Regions from separate parts of the Homo sapiens genome. Here region 1 is linked to region 2. A link is an interaction called in ENCODE POLR2A ChIA-PET data of the cell type or tissue named here. Cell type or tissue: PC-3. All regions are shown on one strand.

What was found. ChIA-PET counts read pairs that join two places held together with the same protein. Peaks named below come from ENCODE experiments on the same cell type or tissue, not always from the same donor. Only the 100,000 strongest peaks of a DNase experiment are listed, where the experiment ranks them.
Region 1: POLR2A ChIA-PET joins it to region 2 with 6 read pairs; 1 of 35 experiments calls an interaction of 5 or more read pairs at or near these places.

The regions. Positions count from the first base shown.
Region 1 is chr19:53,892,983-53,896,982 of GRCh38, reverse strand. It overlaps PRKCG (protein kinase C gamma), which reads right to left. Exons shown (of 18, transcript NM_002739.5): 8 at 3,908-3,995; 9 at 3,592-3,621. Among named protein-coding and RNA genes, the nearest start is that of PRKCG, 13 kb to the right of the region's middle. RefSeq lists an enhancer at 3,857-4,000. In PC-3, no CTCF peak of the experiment used is centred here; a DNase peak (open chromatin) is centred at 2,042.
Region 2 is chr19:55,249,443-55,253,442 of GRCh38, reverse strand. The region is part of intron 1 of PPP6R1 (protein phosphatase 6 regulatory subunit 1); the gene reads left to right. Among named protein-coding and RNA genes, the nearest start is that of MIR6803, 6.2 kb to the right of the region's middle. RefSeq lists an enhancer at 1,718-1,867. In PC-3, no CTCF peak of the experiment used is centred here; a DNase peak (open chromatin) is centred at 1,612; H3K27ac peaks cover 1,710 bases.

The sequences.
Region 1 (4,000 bases), 1.4 Mb after region 2:
TCCCAAACACCCTTTAGACCTTGACTCAAGCATCACTTCATAGAGGCCTCGCCTGACTTTTTAAACTGGGTCAGATGCCTCTCTTACCACCCCTTGGTCACCATGGACAGCACCTTCCTGGCACTTTTATTCTTAGTAATTTACATCTATCTGTGTGACTATCTGCTTTCTGCCTGTGAGCTCCCTAAGGCAGGGGTCTGCTTTGTTCGCTAAGACACAGTAACACTGCCTACCTCATTGAGGCTACATAAATATTTGTTGAGGGCTGGGTGCGGTGGCTCATGCCTGTAATCCCAGCACTTTGGGAGGCCGAGGTGGGCAGATCACCTGAGGTCAGGAGTTCAAGACCAGCCTGGCCAACATGGCGAAGCCCCATCTCTACTAGCAATATAAAAATTAGTAGGACATGGTGGCACATGCCTGTAGTCCCAGCTACTTGGGAGGCCAAGGCAGGAGAATCGCTTGAACCCGGGAGGCAGAGGTTGCAGTGAGCTGAGATCGCTCCACTGCATTCCAGCCTGGGCGACAGAGCGAGACTGTGTCTCAAATAGATAAATACATAATAATAATAATAATAATAATAATAATAATAATAATAATAATAATCAGGGCTGTTTCTGTTTGCTGTGTTGTTAGCCCCGTACCTAGCTCAAGGCTTGGCACAGAGTTGGTGTTCATTGGTAATATTAAGTGGTGCCTGCTGAACTGTGGGAGAGTGCTGTGAGCCACAACAGGCACACACACCACCCTACACTCCCTGCCTCTAGGCCTTTGCCCACCATCTGCCCTGCTGGGTTTCTTGGGTTTGTACGGGAGGATCATCCCTGCTGATCTCAAAAGACTCTACCTCTTTGGCTCAGAATGTCCTCCCGCTGGTACCCTTGTCTCCTGCAGAGCCCATTCTCTCTTTTTTTTTTTTTTCTGAGATAGAGTCTCGCTCTGTCACCCAGGCTGTAGTGCAGTGGCACGATCTCGGCTCATTGCAAGCTCCACCTCCCAGGTTCATGCCATTCTCCTGCCTCAGCCTCCTGAGTACCTGGGACTACAGGCACCCACCACCACGCCCAGCTAATTTTTTTGTATTTTTAGTAGAGACGGGGATTCACCGTGTTAGCCAGGATGGTCTCGATCTCCTGACCTCGTGATCCACCCGCCTTGGCCTCCCAAAGTGCTGGGATGACAGGCGTGAGCCACTGCGCCCGGCCGCAGAGCCCATTCTCAAACTTAACTTTGCAAAAGGATCACCTGAGGAATTAATTTAGTAGGCAGACATTTGAGGCATCAGAGAGATCGTCACTGAGTAGGTCTGCAGAAAGGCTGGGGAATGTGCTTTTAAAAGCAAGCACTCTAGGAATTCTGATGCAGGTGAACCCCCACACACAACATTAAAAACTCTGGTGAAAGTTTCTGTAAGAGTCCAGTAAAGACTATAACATGTTGTTGCTGTTGTTGAATCTTGAAGATTCTTGTCTTCTTTTTTTTTTTTTTTTTTTTTGAGACAGAGTCTCCCTCTGTCATCCAGGCTGGAGTGCAGTGGAGCGATCTGGGCTCACTGCAGCCTCTACTTCCCGGAATCCAGCAATTCTCCTGCCTCAGCCTTCCGAGTAGCTGGGATTACAGGCGCCTCCACCATGCCCAGCTGATTTTTGTATTTTTTAGTAGAGATGGGGTTTTGCCACGCTGGCCAGGCTGGTCTCAAACTCCTGACCTCAGGTGATCCGCCCGCCTTACTAGGATCACAGACATGAGGCATCGTGCCCAGTCTATCATATGCTTATATATTTTGTTTAATGTCTTCCTCCCGGTGTAAATCCCATAAGGAAAGGAACTTTTTTGTTTGTTTGTTTGTTCTTTCCCTGCTTTCTCTATATCCCCAGTGAGTAGAGCCACGCCTGGCACACAAAGATGCTCTGTAAAGTATTTTTTGAAAGGGTAAATGAGGGAGAGAGCATTACTTCCTCCTGCCTGAAAATCTGGTCTCTCCTTTGGGAAATCCCGCCCTTCTACCAGGTCTCACCTCTCTAGGAAGCTTTCTCTGACTCAGGCTGTGCCAGGGACGCCCCAGTGCCTGAGGCTGTCTCCATTACAGCAGCATTGCTCCTCGTTGTGAATGTCTGGGTTTGTAACTTTGTCCTCCACTAGAAGAAGAGCTCCACCAGGGAATGGCCTGATTCTATTCCCAGAACAGGGCCTGGCTTATGACACCCTAGAAAATGGGTATTCGTCTGGGCGTGGTCGCTCACGCCTCTAATCTCAGCGCTTTGGGAGGCCAAGGCGGGTGGATCACTTGAGGTCAGGAGTTCGAGACCAGCCTGGCCAACATGTCGAAACCCCATCTCTACTAAAAATACAAAAATTAGCCAGGTGTGGTGGTGCGCTCCTGTAATCCCAACTACTCAGGAGGCTGAGGCAGGAGAATCACTTGAATCTGGGAGGCAGAGGTTGCAGTGAGCTGAGACTGCATCACTGCACTCCAACCTGGGTGACAAAAGGAGATTCTGTCTCAAAAAAAAAAAGAAAGAAAGAAAGAAAGAAAAAGAAGGATATTCAGTGAGTGAATGAATGAATGGAGAGATTAAGATGATCATGCTTGATAGATTTTTTAAAACTCAAGAATCGGCTGGGTGTGGTGGCTCACGCCTGTAATCCCAGCACTTTGGGAGGCTGAGGCGGGTGGATCACCAGGTCAGGAGATCGAGACCATCCTGGCTAACACGGTGAAACCCCATCTCTACTAAAAATACAAAAAATTAGCCGGGCATGGTGGTGGGCGCCTGTAGTCCCAGCTACTCAGGAGGCTGATGCAGGAGAATGGCGTGAACCCAGGAGGCGGAGCTTGCAGTGAGCCGAGATCGCACCACTGCACTCCAGCCTGGGCGTCACAGCGAGACTCCGTCTCAAAAAAAAAATAAAAAACTCAAGAATCGGTCGGGCGCAGTGGCTCATGCCTGTAATCCCAGCACTTTGGGAGGCCAAGGCAGGCGGATCACCTGAGTTTGGGAGTTTGAGATCAGCCTGGCCAACATGGCGAAATCCCATCTCTACTAAAAATAAAAAAAAAATTAGCTGGGTGTGGTGGCGGTCACCTGTAATCCCAGCTACTCAGGAGGCTGAGGCAAGAGAATTGCTTGAACCCGGGAGCTGGAGGTTGCAGTGAGGCGAGATTGTGCCATTGCACTCCAGCCTGGGCGACAGAAATAAAAATAAAAATAAAAATAAAAATAAATTAAAAAATTTTAAAAAACCTCAAGAATCAATTCAGGCGTCACCTCCTCAGGGAAGTCCTCCCTGACCACCCTCCCCCAGGCTGGATTAGTGCCTCCGTTAGGCCTCTTCAGTGCCCTGGGCTACCTCTAATTTAGCACATCTTCCTGTATTTTAAGTATCTGTGACTGTGTCCCTACCTTGGAGAGTTGCTTGAGGGTCAGATTCATCTCTGGATCCTGGATTATTCAGCAAGCACAAGACAGGCCTAGCACAAATGTGTGCTCAACTCATGTGTGGGGAATTGAAGACAGAAGTCAGAGGAGGAATAAGAAATCAGAGAAGTAGGCAAAAACTGCCTCCATTCAACGCCCTGGTTCTACTCACCTCATACAATTCCAGGGGGTAGTTACAAGCCTGGGAGAAAAGAAAGAGAGAGTCAGGGTCCCAAGAGATGCAGGGGATCGCCCTAGAACAGGGGCTGGTGGCCCCTAGTACCCTCAAGCCATGGCGATAGATAGGAACTATAATTCCCATCAGACCCTGGGGCTCGAGTCCCCTAGAAGAGCAGAGGAGGGAGTCCTAGGGTCTTCTGGGAACTGTAGTCCCAGGACCAGCGGGCACTCAGGGGTGGAAGGAAAGGCCAGCTCTGAACCGTGGGAGGCTGGGCTGGGCTCCCTTGAGGAAGCCAGGGTCTGGGTACCTCAAACTTCTGGAGGAGGCTGCAGTTGTCAGCATCGGCCACCGGCACATTGTAATACTCGCCCTCCTCCTGGTTCAGTAACTTGTACCTGAC
Region 2 (4,000 bases):
TTTCCCCGAAGCAGATGGTTAGTCTGTACCAGGGGTAGGGGGTTTGGGGGCCGAGGGCCATGCCTGTGCCCTTTAATCAGGTATCTTAGAAGTGAACGGTGGGCCTCAGTGTGAGAATTTCTGCCTGTTGTTTAGAGACCAGGGCACACTGGAAGCCTCTTGCTAGCCATGTGGCTCCACCCCTCTGGGCCCCTCTTCCACATGAGACTCTGTCGGAATAATAAGAATTCTTTACTTGGTCTTGATGTGGAGCCGAGACAAGTGTCTCTGCAAGTGCGGGTCCATGGATTTTCTACAGATGCTGGCTTGGTGCTGCTCCTATCCCGTCCCCACTGTGGAGGGGCTCACTTAGCTTAGAGCTGTTGGTGGTGAGGGATGGGGAAGGGGTAACCTGGGTGAGTGCCCCAGGGCTGAGCCTTGGCAGCTTCAGCTCTGCCAGGCTGGCCGGCATCTCATCAGCTCTGCGGACGCTGGGACATAGTGCAAGGCCTGAGCCTGGCCCTGGCTCTGTCCCTGCCATGGCCGATGGCCTGAGGCAGGTTTTTTTTTTTCCCCCAACAGTTTTTATTGAGATATTCTGTACAGTTCATCCATTTAGAGTGTACAGCCAGGCGCAGTGGCTCACGCCTGTAAGCCCAGCACTTTGGGAGGCCGAGGCAGGCAGATCACTTGAGGTCAGGCATTCAAGACCAGCCTGGCCAACGTGGTGAAACCCCGTCTGTACTAAAAAAATGCAAAAATTAGGCCGGGCGTGGTGATTCATGCCTGTAATCCCAGTGCTTTGGGAGGCCCAGGCAGGCGGATCACAAGGTCAGTAGTTCGAGACCAGCCTGGCCAATATGGTGAAACCCCGTCTTTACTAAAAAAACACACACAAAAATTAGCTGGGTGTGGTGGCGCACTCCTGTAATCCCAGGTACTCAGGCTGAGGTGGGAGAATTGCTTAAAACCGGGAGGCGGAGATTGCAGTGAGCCGAGATCGCGCCGCTGCACTCCAGCCTGGGTGACAGAGCGAAACTCTGTCTCAAAAAAAAAAAAAAAAAAAATCAGCCAAGAATGGTGGTGCGCACCTGTAGTCCCCACTACTCGGGAGGCTGAGGCAGGAGATATGCTTGAACCCAGGAGCTGGAGGTTGCGGTGAGCCGAGATCGCGCCACTGCACTCCAGGCTGGGTGACAGAGAGAGACTCTGTCTCAAGAAAAAAAATAATAAATAAAGGGTACAATTCAGTGGTTCTTAGTGTATTCACAACGTTGTGGAAACATCACCACAATTGATTTTGGAACTTTTTTTTAATCACCCTTTCCTTTCAGGAACTTCGCCCAATCCCCGCCAGCTCCTGGAAGCCTGTAAGCTCTTTTCTGTCTCTATGGATTTGCCTGTTCTGGATGCTTCACATAGTTGGAGGCCTGCAGTGTGTGGTTCCTTGGGACTGGCTTTGCTGGCATGGCATGGGCAGCCTATCAGCCTGCTTGGTCTCCCACGGAGAAAGAGGCTGTGTGTGTGTGCTTGCCACGTCTCGGTGCTTTGCTCGCCACAGCCTTAGGCCGGAAATTGGCAGAGTCATGATAAATTTGGCGGTTGCCCCTTGAGATTATTCTGGTCCCAGGTACACCCAGATCAGGAAATCCATTCCCCCTCCCGCTTCCCTCAGCACGCTGGTGAGTCACCTTTGCTGAGCCTGAGTTTTCTCATCTGTGACATGGACACTTGGTGGTCGGCCTGTCGCATTCCTTGTCAAGCGGGCTGGGAAGTAGGGGATGGTCCCTTGAGGAGGTCTAGCATCTGGGCAGAAGTGGGGAGGTGGGGAGTTACCACTGTGCACACAGAGGTTCCCGGAGCAAGGAAGGGAAACAGTTGTATTTCCTTGTGAGGTGGTGGTGCCTTCGTCACTCTTGACACAGGGGAAAATACACACCCATTGCCTGCCCAGGGCGATCTTGCACTTTCCCCCACCTCCTGATTTAGGGACCCCGTAGGAGTGGCTGGGAGGGGCCGGAGTGGGAGTGATTTCACTTCGTCTAACGCCCTGACAGGTACGGCAGCCTCCTGCCTGGGAGGAGCTGGGGCCTTGTGAAAATGAGGTTTGCTTTTCAGCTAATACTTGTGAGCGTTTATTGCCAGGGCCAGGTTCCATGCTAGGTGCTGCCCTCAGGTGCCCATGGTAACCTAGGGGGAAGGTTCTAGAGGAAGCATTGTAGGGCCACGAGTGTGTACCTCCAGTGCTTCATTGCTGTGTCACAGAGATGCTTCCAGGCGGCAGGTCAGAACGCACAGCTCAGGGAGACAGGGAGACAGTGGTGGACAAAGGCGGGGCTGGGGGCTGCTTGAGCCAGGCAGGCCAGGGAAGGCCCTTCTGTGAGGTGAATGCTTAGTAAGAGATCTGAGGATGAGAAAGTGAGTTATTAGGACAAAGTCGCTGGGGTAGACCCAAGCTTAGTGTGTTCTGAAAACAGAAGGCCAGCTTGGCCAGGGCAAGTAGGGAGTGGGAGGTCATTGAGGGTCCCAGGCGCTGACCCGATGAGAGGGCGGTTCTGATTTTCCCTTCAGCAAGCTCTGCATGGCTGTGGGGAGAGGGAACGAGCAGGGGTCGCCTGCGGTCGAGTGTGGGGGGCCTGCCGTCAAGTGGTGGTCATGCAGGCAGAAGGGGTGGGATGGTTATGTTTGGGGAGGTCAGCGGTGCCTGGGTCGGGGTGGGAGGCCTGATAAGTCCCTAGATTTCTGGTGGTGCTGGGTTGGAGGAGAACTCAGGCCTCTGGCCGAACTGTGCTGTCACAGCTGGGCTGGGAGGGTCCTGAGGACCACAGCCCTCCATCCTGAATCCAGGGATGTCTGTTGAGTAAGCACTAGCAGCTGGGGACAAGGTGGACAGGGAGTTTACCATCCAGACAGGTCCCTTCAGGGTGGGCCTGGAAATGGCAGGCTCCTCCCTGAGGTGAGAGTCGGGGTCACTGTGGCCAGGGCTAGTCCCTCAGGCAGAGCAAGTGCTGGAGCCGGCTCAGCGGGAACTCGCTCATTCATCCCTTAAGTGTCCACTACACAGGCCCTGTGCTGGGACAAGGGCTCTGCACCCTGAAAATACAACTTCTGAAAGCTGAGAGTGCCAGCTTCACTGCCCGCCAACCCCTGGATCGGGGCATAGGCATTTACTTTGGTGTGCCTCAGTTTCCTCTCCTGTAAAATAAGGCCATTCCCTGGAGGGTGGTTGTGAGAGTTGGTGGAGGTGATGGCTGTGAAGTCCTTTTCAGAGTAGTCAGCGCAGTGCAGGTGCTGGAGCGCAGTGGCTGATACCATCGACATCATTGCCTGGAATGCCCCCATCCACCCAGACCCGCAGGGCCTCCTGGATATCCATCCAGCACTGTGCCTCAGGCAGCCACGGGCTGTGCAGGAGACACCTGAAGTGGCAGCCCCAGGAGCACTGGCGAGGTGGCATGGGGCACGGCCTCCCCAGGGCACTGGGGTCACCGTGGGCATGGAGGTCAGTCAGTGAGCTGGCTGGGCAGGGGCACGAGAGCCTGGATGCAGGCTTGGTGGAGTGCACATCACCGAGCAGGTGCGGGTACTCATGTTTGTGCTTTAAAAGGATTTTTTTTTTTTTCCGAGACAGAGTGTTGCTCTGCCACCCAGGCTGGAGTGCAGTGGCGCAATCTCGACTCACTGCAACCTCCGCTCCCGGGTTCAGGCAGTTCTCCTGCCTCAGCCTCCCGAGTAGCTGGGACTATAGGCACACACCACCATGCCCGGCTAATTTTTGTATTTTTAGTAGACACGGGGTTTCATCATGTTGGCCAGACTGGTGTCAAACTCCTGACCCCGGGTGATCTGCCTGCCTGGGCCTCCCAAAGTGCTGGGATTATAGGCGTGAGCCACCACACCCAACCTTAGAAGGAATATTGGGAGTCTGGGCATGGTGGCTCATGCCTGTAATCCCAACACTTTGAGAGGCCCAGGTGGGCGGATCACCTGAGGTTAGGAGTTCAAGGCCAGCCTGGCTAAC